Linked DNA regions of Homo sapiens: region 1 is linked to region 2. Evidence: chromatin loops called from intact Hi-C (ENCODE). Cell type or tissue: PC-3. All regions are shown on one strand. Each heading gives the region's core, and the rest is flanking DNA. Links, peaks and the distances in the headings are about the cores only.

Region 1 (5,382 bases), core at 304-5,303, 62 kb after region 2:
TATCGCTAATCATGCAATTATAATTAAGATTTTCACATAATTTGACAATAATGACAAATTAGGCAGCCTTTCTTGAGGCCTTGTAGCTCTTAGCTAGTTTTCAAAACTTTGGAGAAACTTTGTTCTGCAGAGGGAGTAACAGCTGGGATTGTCAATAACATTCTTAGAGGAATATTTTGATTTGGAAATAAACCAAATTTCTTTGAAATTTTACTTACAGTGTTTAATTGTTGTAATGGGGTTGCATCTTGTATATGATCATTAGCAAAGAAAAATTCATAAAATATTTTAATTTCATCATACAAAACCACTATCACTTATGTCAGAGCTTTCATTGTGTTTTACTGTCAATCTCAAGACTCCTACAATCGTGCAAAGAACCAGTATCATGTTTCATTCATGTTACATCTAATTCTATATAGACATAAGTGTAAAAGTAGTAAGCGTTGTCTAACATAGAAAGATGTCTCTCAGCTTCTAAATGCACCTGTTCTATGTATCACCCAACGTACGAGGAACTTCAGAACCACGGAATGGTACCCAAGGAGCAGCGAGAGCGCAGACTCTCAGCATGACTTGGAAAGAGGTCTTCCTAACAGCAAAATGGAAAAGATACGTAAATGATGGGCTGGGTGGGAGCTGCTGCACCCTGATACTGGCGGGAGGAACTTGGCAATGGCCCGGCTTTTCTCCCACCCAAGGGTTTTCTCCTCTCAAACCCTCTATCTCCAAAGCAGCATCTGCCTGAGACAGATGCTGGCACAGCCCACTCGCCTTGGCATTCTGGGTTCAAGGTCATACAGAAGGTCAGGTGGGGATGTACTTTCTGGGGTGTTTAGAACTTGTCAGGGGCCAGGCCTGGATTGGAGTGAGAGGGGCACCCAGGGGTTCCTTAATAACTGACTTTTGTGGTGTTTTTATAGTATCCAGTGCCCTAAAGTGCCCAGAGTAGGGGCCCTCCTCCTATAGAGGCAGGAGCCTGACTTGTCCCATCCTTCCTTTGCTTTTCTGGAGCCTCCAGGGATGCTCTGTTGTGCAGTAGTGAAGGCTCAAGGAACAAGCACAGAGGTGATGTGTAAGGAAGGGCAGTATCGTCCTTCAGATGAAGAGTTCCAGAGAAGACACAGCCAATGGCCTCTGAGCCACCGTCTGACTTCAGCTTCCCGAGGGTTCACGGGAGTCTCCCTTGGGGAAATCCGTGGGCAAGACCTGTTGGCGAAGCCAGGGCTCCCCACATTTGAGGCATCCATAAATGCCACAGGGTGGCCCTGTGCTTTGGTTTCTGGGATTCTAGACTACGTCATGGCAGAACCCCGCTGCAGAGTGTCTCATGTGCTCTCAGCTGGTCCTGCCAGCGGAAGATGGAGGGAAGGTTGGGGCTCTTTCTGTCTATGGCCAAGACAAGCCCTGGTCACAGCTGGGCAGTGTCGCCTGGGCACCATGTTCTTAGTTCAAAGGATGGTGTGGTGACCTGGAGCAGCGAGCGTGGTACAATCTATTAATATTCTAATATCCCAAGGTCTGTCTCTTGGGCCACACGCTCCCAGACTGGCCTTTGGCCGTCCATGGCTGGAGCACAGCTGTCAATCTTGGAGCTCCCCTCACCCCCTCCTGGGGCTCCTCCTCTTCCCTCCTGTGGGGTCATCTCACTCTAGGCCCTGCGCACCCCACAGCGGCTTCCTGCGTCTCATCTCTTCCCCTTTCTCCTTTCACACTTTTGTTTGGGCAGAGTCTCCCACCAGTATCTGCTTGAGGAATGACGTATGGAAGTTAAATTTTTGAGACCCTGTAGGTCTGAAACTCTCATTATTTTACTCTCATACTTGATTGTCAGTTTTCCCTAGCTGGGAATTATCTTCCCTGAGAATCTGGAAGGCTTTGCTTCGCCACGTTCTAGATTTCAGGGTTGTTGCTGAGATGGCTGAATCTGTTTTGCTTTCTGGTTCTTGTATGTGACCTGTTTTCTTCCCCCCTTTCTTTGCCCCATGTGGTAGGCTATAGAGACTTCTCGTGTCCTGGGCTCTGAAACGGTGAAGTGTCCTGGTGTGAGTTTGTTTTCTTCTGTGGTGTTTGGTACCTGAAGGCCTTTTCAGTTTGTCAATGGGTCATCTTCCTTCTTGGGGAATGTTGGTGCCTTTTTAATGATTTCTGTTCCTCCATTTTCTTTGGAACGCTTGGTTTTGTTTCCTGGATGCAATATCTTCTTTCTCTGAGAATATTAAAGATGTTTCTGGAAGTTATCTTCTCCTTCAGTCTTTGCTTCCTCCCGCTGAGCTTTGCTGTGTGTGTCTCAGGGTTTAATTTGTCTGTGTTCCGTGCTGGAGGCAGATGTCTCTTGATCCTTGGAGCTCAGCTGAGCATTAGGAATGGGGGTCTAAGAAGCTGATTGGAAGCTCTGAGCTTGGGTGTGGCTGGTCAACACTGACTCATTGTAGGGCCATCTAGGTAGACCAAGTTTCGGGGGACCCCAGCTGTCAGGAGTTTGGGACTTTCCCCTTGCACTAGTTACAGCTCCAGGGTGGTTCTTCCAGCCTCCTTTCTGTAGGGAGCAGGGCTGGCTACCGCCTGAGTGGTGTGGGGGGATTTCTGCATGCAGAACCCACTCCTGCTTTCCCAGAACCCGCGCCATCCATGTTCGGGGGTGCCCAATCCAGAATCTGTTTACCTGCTTCAGAGAGCAAGCCTCCAGTCTCCACCAGGACAGACGTGAGGCAGTCCCCCAGCCCCAGAGGTGAGGAGAGGATCCAGCTTTTACAGCTTCTGTCTCAACTGTCACCCAGTTCCGGGAGTGCCCGGTCCTCTCAGTTACCAGCCCTCTGGCCAGTTCTCAGATTTCAAGCTGCAGATTTGGGGTTTGGCTTCCTCAGTCCTGCCAAGCCACCTACTGTGCAGTGACTGCTTTGCAGCTTCCAGCATTTTGTTGTGGCGCCTTTGAGCCTGTTCTCCTGTATCTTAAAACCTCTCTCCACTGCTGTTTTGGTGGAGCCTTGGGGCTTTGGGAATGAGGGAAGTGTTTTCTTGGCTTTCTAAATTGGAATTGCCAAGAGTCCACTTCCTCACTGAGATAGCTGAGGAGGGGAGGCAGGCCCAGGGCTTCTGGTGCCCGATGCCGTTGTGACCTGGAGAGGGCCTGTTGGAAAAGAAAGAGTGAAGTCAAGAGGTGGTGATGGGAGGCAGATTTCTGACAAACTGCTGAATTCAGCCATTCCTCAAGCCAACCACACCCTCAGTGCCCAGAAATGTGAGCCAGCACATCCCATTTCTGTTGTTTTTGTTTGTCTAGTCTCGTTTTATTTGGAATTCTGCCATGTGCAGTGGAAGGAGCTCTCGCCAGTCCTTGTTGTAACTTTAAGTTTTCTCTAAAGTTTATCTTCCGGGTCTGCCATGTCCTCCCTCCACATGAGTGCAATTCACACAGGACCTTCTCTGAGACACCTTCTCTGGCCAGCCCACTACACCAGCACCCTCTGCTCCTTCTGCCTTCTGACCGGGCTGGTTTTTCTGGCTTCCCCCACTGGGCCAGGACCCCTCCAGAGACACTCGTGAAACTGTATGTCGCCTGCATTCAGAGAACTGCACATGGTATGATAAGATGGTAGAGAAGGGCTCAGGTAACTACAGCCGGTGGGCCCGTGGTCTGTTTTTTTTCAATAAAGCTTTATTGGAACTCAGCCACGTTCATTTGATTAGATATTGTTGATGCTACCTTCACTCTACCATGGCAGGTTTAAGTAGTTACGACAGAGTGTGAAGTGTTTACTACCTGGGTCTCGACGGAACAAGTGCCTGAGAATCTGACAACGCAGCAGAGGTGTGTTCACACCTGGGCATTGTCGCCTACTCGTTGTGTGACGTTGGGCAGGAATTTAGCCTCTCTGAGCTACAGTCTGCTTATTTTCAAGCGGGTACCCACCTCATGGGTTGTTGAGATTCAGTGCAGTAACAGATTATGCTAAGCCGGACGCCTTGAGGCCCTGAGCCCAAGGGGCTGGCCTCTGAACCCAGTGTTAGTGAAGTTCTCCTCAGCCGTGTCCACCTGGTGTCCTCAGCATCTGTGACCTGGTCCCCGAGTGAGTCAGTGGGGTGAGCAGCAGGCCAGGGCTCCCCTGTTCCCTGCTGCCGGGGTCCAGGTGCCAGAGGGGATGAGACCCAAATCTTCTCCCTGCTGCACACAGGCGGGCTTCCCCGGGCTGCGAGAGTGGGACGGGTGCCAAGTCTCCTCCTTTGCCTGTTCGTACCCTCAGCACCTCTCCCCTCGGTGACAGCTGACCAGGTGCAAACCTGCGTGGGGCCATCACCGAGCAGGGTCACACTCACAGTGGGTGCTGAGTGGCACCCAGGAACTCAAGACGGCCGCTGAACACATGGTGAGAACCACAAATTTGCAGGCTTAGACTCCCCCGGTTACACTGTCTCTCCATGTTCTGGAACATCCTGAGCTCTGTGACTCCCCCTCCCTGCCCACTGGGAGAACAACCTCTCTGTGGGCCTCTGTGAGAGAGAATGGACATTCTAGAAGAGCAGGCAGGGGTCTCCTGCCAGTGGCTGGGTCAACTTCGAGGCAGCAGATCCCCACAGTCTCTCTCCAGACGTGGAAAGTTCTAGATGCCTGGCAACATGGCTCAGTGGCTGGGCCTCAGCGGCGTCCATGCTTTTGTACCCCGTGCTGTTATTAGCAGCAGCCTCCTGGGGCCCGCCGCCTGTGCTCCAATTTATTAATCATTTTCCTCTGTACTCATTGTTCTCTCTCTGTTTGCAGCTTTCCCCCAGCTTTTCACAGTGCAGAAGGGGTGCCTGGTTGCATATGTAAATACGCTTCAGTTATTCTTTGCAGTGTTATCTTCCCGCAGCTTTAATTTTCTTATTCTTTTCTTCCAAATAAGACTGAAACCCATTTTAGTGAAGAAATTATTCGTTAAGGGAATGGTGTTAGTGTTTGGTATAGGTGCCACCTGAAGTCAATTAGGGATCAGCGGAATTAATTATTTTCTCTGAGCTGAAATCAGGAAGTGGGAACTGAGAGAAATGGGTCTCCTTAACTCATGGCAGGGAAGAAACAGGATTTTAATAGACCTAAGTGGACTCAGTCCAGGAACAGTGTGTTTTGTGTTATCAGCTCCACGCTAAATGGCTGGAGTAAATTTTAATCTAATCTGTGGAGCTGGCTGGGGCTGGTGGTCCTCACCACCCGGCAGGGAACTGAATCAAACCTGGGCTTGAAAAGGGGAAACGGCACCCACTCTGTTGGAAGCTCCAGCTTCTAGGTCAATGGCAATGGGAGGAAGAGGACGAGACCCCGAAGTCAGAACTTGAACACCACAGGCGCTGGATTCAGGAGAGGCAGGTGTGTGCCTAGCGCACAGAATTTAAGGGGTTCTCAAA
Region 2 (5,382 bases), core at 89-5,088:
GAAAAGGCACCCTTTCCACATTGGGACCTGGTGCCGTGCTGTTGTAAATGCTGGGACTCAAACATGTGCGTGTCCACACTGACCGTCCACACTCAAATATGCACGTGTCCACACTTAAATATGTGTGTCCACACTCAAATATGTGCGTGTCCACACTGACCGTCCACACTCAAATATGTGCCTGTCCACACTGACCGTCCACACTCAAATATGCGCGTGTCCACACTTAAATATGTGCGTGTCCACACTCAAATATGTGCGTGTCCACACTGACCGTCCACACTCAAATATGTGCATGTCCACACTGACCGTCCACACTCAAATATGCGCGTGTCCACACTTAAATATGTGCGTGTCCACACTCAAATATGTGCGTGTCCACACTGACTGTCCACACTCAAATATGTGCATGTCCACACTCAAATATGTGCGTGTCCACACTGACCGTCCACACTAAATATGTGCGTGTCCACACTGACCGTCCACACTCAAATATGCACGTGTCCACACTTAAATATGTGTGTGTCCACACTCAAATATGTGCGTGTCCACACTGACCGTCCACACTCAAATATGTGCGTGTCCACACTGACCGTCCACACTCAAATATGTGTGTGTCCACGCTGACCGTCCACACTCAAATATGCGCGTGTCCACACTTAAATATGTGCGTGTCCACACTCAAATATGTGCACGTCCACACTGACCATCCACACTCAAATATGTGCGTGTCCACACTTAAATATGTGCATGTCCACACTGACCGTCCACACTCAAATATGCGCGTGTCCACACTCAAATATGCGCGTGTCCACACTCAAATATGTGCGTGTCCACACTGACTGTCCACACTCAAATATGTGCATGTCCACACTCAAATATGTGCGTGTCCACACTGACCGTCCACACTAAATATGTGCGTGTCCACACTGACCGTCCACACTCAAATATGCACGTGTCCACACTTAAATAAGTGTGTGTCCACACTCAAATATGTGCGTGTCCACACTGACCGTCCACACTCAAATATGTGCGTGTCCACACTGACCGTCCACACTCAAATATGCGCGTGTCCACACTTAAATATGTGCATGTCCACACTCAAATATGTGCGTGTCCACACTGACTGTCCACACTAAATATGTGTGTCCACACTCATATGCGCGTGTCCACACTGACCGTCCACACTCAAATATGCGCGTGTCCACACTTAAATATGTGCGTGTCCACACTCAAATATGTGCACGTCCACACTGACCATCCACACTCAAATATGTGCGTGTCCACACTCAAATATGTGCGTGTCCACGCTGACCGTCCACACTCAAATATGTGCATGTCCACACTTAAATATGTGTGTGTCCACACTGACCGTCCACACTCAAATATGTGCATGTCCACACTTAAATATGTGCGTGTCCACACTCAAATATGCGTGTGTCCACACTGACCATCCACACTCAAATATGCGCGTGTCCACACTGACCGTCCACACTCAAATATGTGCGTGTCCACACTGACCGTCCACACTCAAATATGCGTGTGTCCACACTTAAATATGTGCGTGTCCACACTCAAATATGTGCCTGTCCACACACTGTCCACACTCAAATATGTGTGTGTCCACACTCAAATATGTGCGTGTCCACACTGAGTGCCCACACTAAATATGAGCGTGTCCACACTGACCGTCCACACTCAAACATGCGCGTGTCCACACTGACCGTCCACACTCAAACATGCGTGTGTCCACACTCAAATATGTGCGTGTCCACACTCAAATATGTGCGTCTCCACACTGACCGTCCACACTCAAATATGCGTGTGTCCACACTCAAATATGCGCGTGTCCACACTCAAATATGTGCATGTCCACACTCTGTCCACACTCAAATACGTGTGTCCACACTCAAATATGTGCGTGTCCACACTGACCGCCCACACTAAATATGAGCGTGTCCACACTGACCGTCCACACTCAAACATGCGTGTGTCCACACTGACCGTCCACACTCAAATATGCGCATGTCCACACTGACCGTCCACACTCAAACATGCGCGTGTCCACACTGACCGTCCACACTCATATATGCGCATGTCCACACTGACCGTCCACACTAAATATGCGCGTGTCCACACTGACCGTCCACACTCAAACATGTGCGTGTCCACACTGACTGTCCACACTCAAATATGCGCGTGTCCACGCTGACCGTCCACAAACATGTGCGTGTCCACGCTGACCGTCCACACTCAAATATGCGCGTGTCCACACTTAAATATGTGTGTCCACACTGACCATCCACACTCAAATATGTGCGTGTCCACACTTAAATATGTGCGTGTCCACACTCAAATATGCGCGTCCACACTGAGCATCCACACTCAAATATGCGCGTGTCCACACTGACCGTCCACACTCAAATATGTGCGTGTCCACACTCAAATATGCGCGTGTCCACACTCAAATATGTGCGTGTCCACACTGACCGTCCACACTCAAATATGTGCGTGTCCACACTGACCGTCCACACTCAAGTATGCGCGTGTCCACTGTGCCTCAGGGTCTAGAGCATTAATTTAACCCATGCAATTATTTGCAAGTATTAATGTCTCTCCTTCCCTCCAGGCTTGGGGCACAGGAACGCATCTATCTTTCCCGACCGTTGTATCCCCGGTCTGCAGCCCCGGGCCAGGGATGCTCCCGCAGCTGTTGCAGGGCTCAGACTGCCCACTAGTGGGAGCTCCAGGCCTCTCATTTCCCACGTCTCTGCCTGGCCCAGATACTTCGGTGGGTCAAATTCTTGAACTGATGTTGGACCACAGTCCTCGTAGGAACTTAAAAGGTTGCACTGTATCCAGCATATCCAGGGAATTGTATGTGAGTGGGTGTGAGCCCACATGTGCGGGGCAGACAAGGGGTGGACTGCAGGGGCTACTAACGGGCCTGTTCACTCCAGCACCCATCTTCCAGGGCGTGACTTCCCTTTGCTGACACACTTTGTGCCCCTGAGTCAGCCACATAAACACTGTGATCGGGCCGTGTGGTCCCAGCTGATTAATTGATTCTGCAGTGAGCACTTGATCCAAGCTCTGCCAGTTAGAGTCTTTCCAAGGGTGTTGGAACCGGAGCTGAGAAAAAAGAATTCAACATTGCTTTGAGTGGCTATGGAGGTGGATGCAGTGTGCTCACACTGTCTGTGGCCACATCTTGCACTGTGGATCTCAGAAGCAGAGGAAGCAGATCTACTTAGAGAGGAGAGGGGCACCCACACAGAGGCAAGATGCAGGATGGAGAGAGACGCAGAGATGTCCCTTGGCCTCTAGAAGCCCTGGTCCCATTTGTCCCTGAGGTCCAACCCTGGTCTTCTCTGTGAGTCCTATAAAACATTCTCATGTTCTTGCAATGGATTCATAGTTTTGCTTAAGCTGGGTTGAGCTGGGTTTCTGTTCCATGCAACCAAAATAGTCCTAATCAGTAAAATATTAAGACACATTTCTATCCACTTCAAGAATTAATCGTATCCATAAATTACCACTTGACTAGGACGAGATATTTGGCACTTTTTTTTTGCAATCATTTGGAATTTTGGTTCCAGAATATGATTTTTTCCTTTTACATTACGTCAATTACTTTAAGAACATGATGTCTTGTCTATGTGGGGAATATTTTTTAACAGCTGCATTCTTCCTCATTTTCTCTGTAATTATTAATAATTGGACTTAACTCTAAATTTTAATGATCTATTTGCTCATGATTATTTTTTATGCCAATGCCATTCCTTTCTCATTTTTCTTTCATTCTAATGACTTTTACCCCATAATTATTTTTTTCAGAGCTGTGTACGGTATGCTGAGTCCTCAAAAAGAGGTCAGCAAGTTCATTTTGCCCTCACAATAGTTTTGTCCAGCTATAGAATTCCAGTTTGAGGTCCTGTTTCCTCAGAACCTTGTAGCTAGTGCACAGATGTTATCTTCTAGCATTTTTGAATTGCAGACAAGAATGACCAGTGTGAGTGGGATTTTTATTCTTTTTTTTAAGGGAACCTATTATTTTTACACTCTGGAAGCTTAAAGGGGTTTTTAATCCATTGAGTGAGAAGTTTCCCCAGAATATATATAGCAGCATGTCATTTTTCTATTATTCCTTAACAGTTCACCTGTGATTTGAACGCTCTCATCTCTTTCCATTCCAGGGGAAATTTTCTTCTCTTATTTCTTTAATTACTTCTTTCTCCCCCCACTCTCCTTTGGGCCCCCCATGGGAATGTGATCACTTCTCCTGAGTCTGTACCTATCTCTTAACCTAACGCTCATAATTCCCATCTCTGTCAATTCTTCTTATGCTCCAAGAGATGTTAATGACTGCCTTCCAGTTCACCAGTTTGAGTTTCAGTCATGTTATTCACAGCACCTGTTATTTTCATAATCATGTTTTAAATTTCAAAGATCTCTTTTTTGGTATTTAATCCCTCATTTAAAAAACTGTGGCCAGTTCCAATTTTATTGATGTAATAACCTTTTGAGTCTCTCTGTGGAGGCTAATTAGAAGTTTAACGTCTTCTGTTTCCTGCATTAATCCTGATTCATCATGGATTAGTTGACTGCCTGGTCATTTTGGAGATGTGTTTTAGAGGATTGATTTAACCCATCGGGGGCACAAATACGCTTACCTACAGGACAAGTGTATTTGTATCCATGTCTGGTAAAGTGACGCACAGTGGCCCTGGTAGCTAGTGCCACAGTTTTCTCTGTAACCCGGGGATTGAAACCTTTTCCACAAAGGGCCACAGAATAAATATTTTCAGCTCTGGGGGCCATTCAAGCCCGGGGGTGACTACTCAGGTCTGCCATTGGAGCAGAAAACAGAGACGAGAGGTAAGCAAGTGGGTCTGGTGTGTACCTCTGTAACTTTATAGAAATTGGTCATGGGGTTTGGCCTCTGAGTTATAGTTTGCCAGCCTCTGCTCTAGCCTGTGGCTGCAGCCCTTGGAGCCACATGCTCAGCTTTATTGGAGTACTGGTCTTCACTGGCCATGTGCAGTCTGGACCAGGTATCCACTGTGCTGCGGGGAAGCGACCAGCCCCAGCTCTGTCATTTGTCTTTGTTTCTTACATTCCACGGCAGCTTCCTCTTCCAGCTTTTGTCCACCAAGTTTTGGGGTTTGAGGATTGCTCATTGAGAAAGCAGTGCCCATTTTTGCAGGGGATTCTTCCAGTGCTGGAGCAGCCTTCTCATGCTTTTCTGGGCAGCCCAGTTTCTGCATCAGTTCATCTCATCCATGTTATTTATCTCAGATTTTCTCAGCACTTCTAATTCACTAATTCTCTCTGTTTTCCAGTACTGTGTTGATGCTTATGTTCCTAAATCATTTACACAGG

The links. Peaks named below come from ENCODE experiments on the same cell type or tissue, not always from the same donor. Only the 100,000 strongest peaks of a DNase experiment are listed, where the experiment ranks them.
Region 1: it touches region 2 in a loop (11-fold over the local background); 2 of 110 quality-filtered maps call a loop at or near these places.

Annotation. Positions count from the first base shown.
Region 1 is chr22:47,273,027-47,278,408 of GRCh38, forward strand. No RefSeq gene overlaps it. Among named protein-coding and RNA genes, the nearest start is that of LINC01644, 210 kb to the right of the region's middle. In PC-3, for the core only: a CTCF peak has its summit at 2,918; a DNase peak (open chromatin) is centred at 2,835; H3K4me3 peaks cover 258 bases; H3K27ac peaks cover 989 bases.
Region 2 is chr22:47,211,026-47,216,407 of GRCh38, forward strand. No RefSeq gene overlaps it. Among named protein-coding and RNA genes, the nearest start is that of LINC01644, 270 kb to the right of the region's middle. RefSeq lists an enhancer at 1,596-2,097 and a silencer at 2,703-2,822. In PC-3, for the core only: a CTCF peak has its summit at 2,735; no DNase peak of the experiment used is centred there.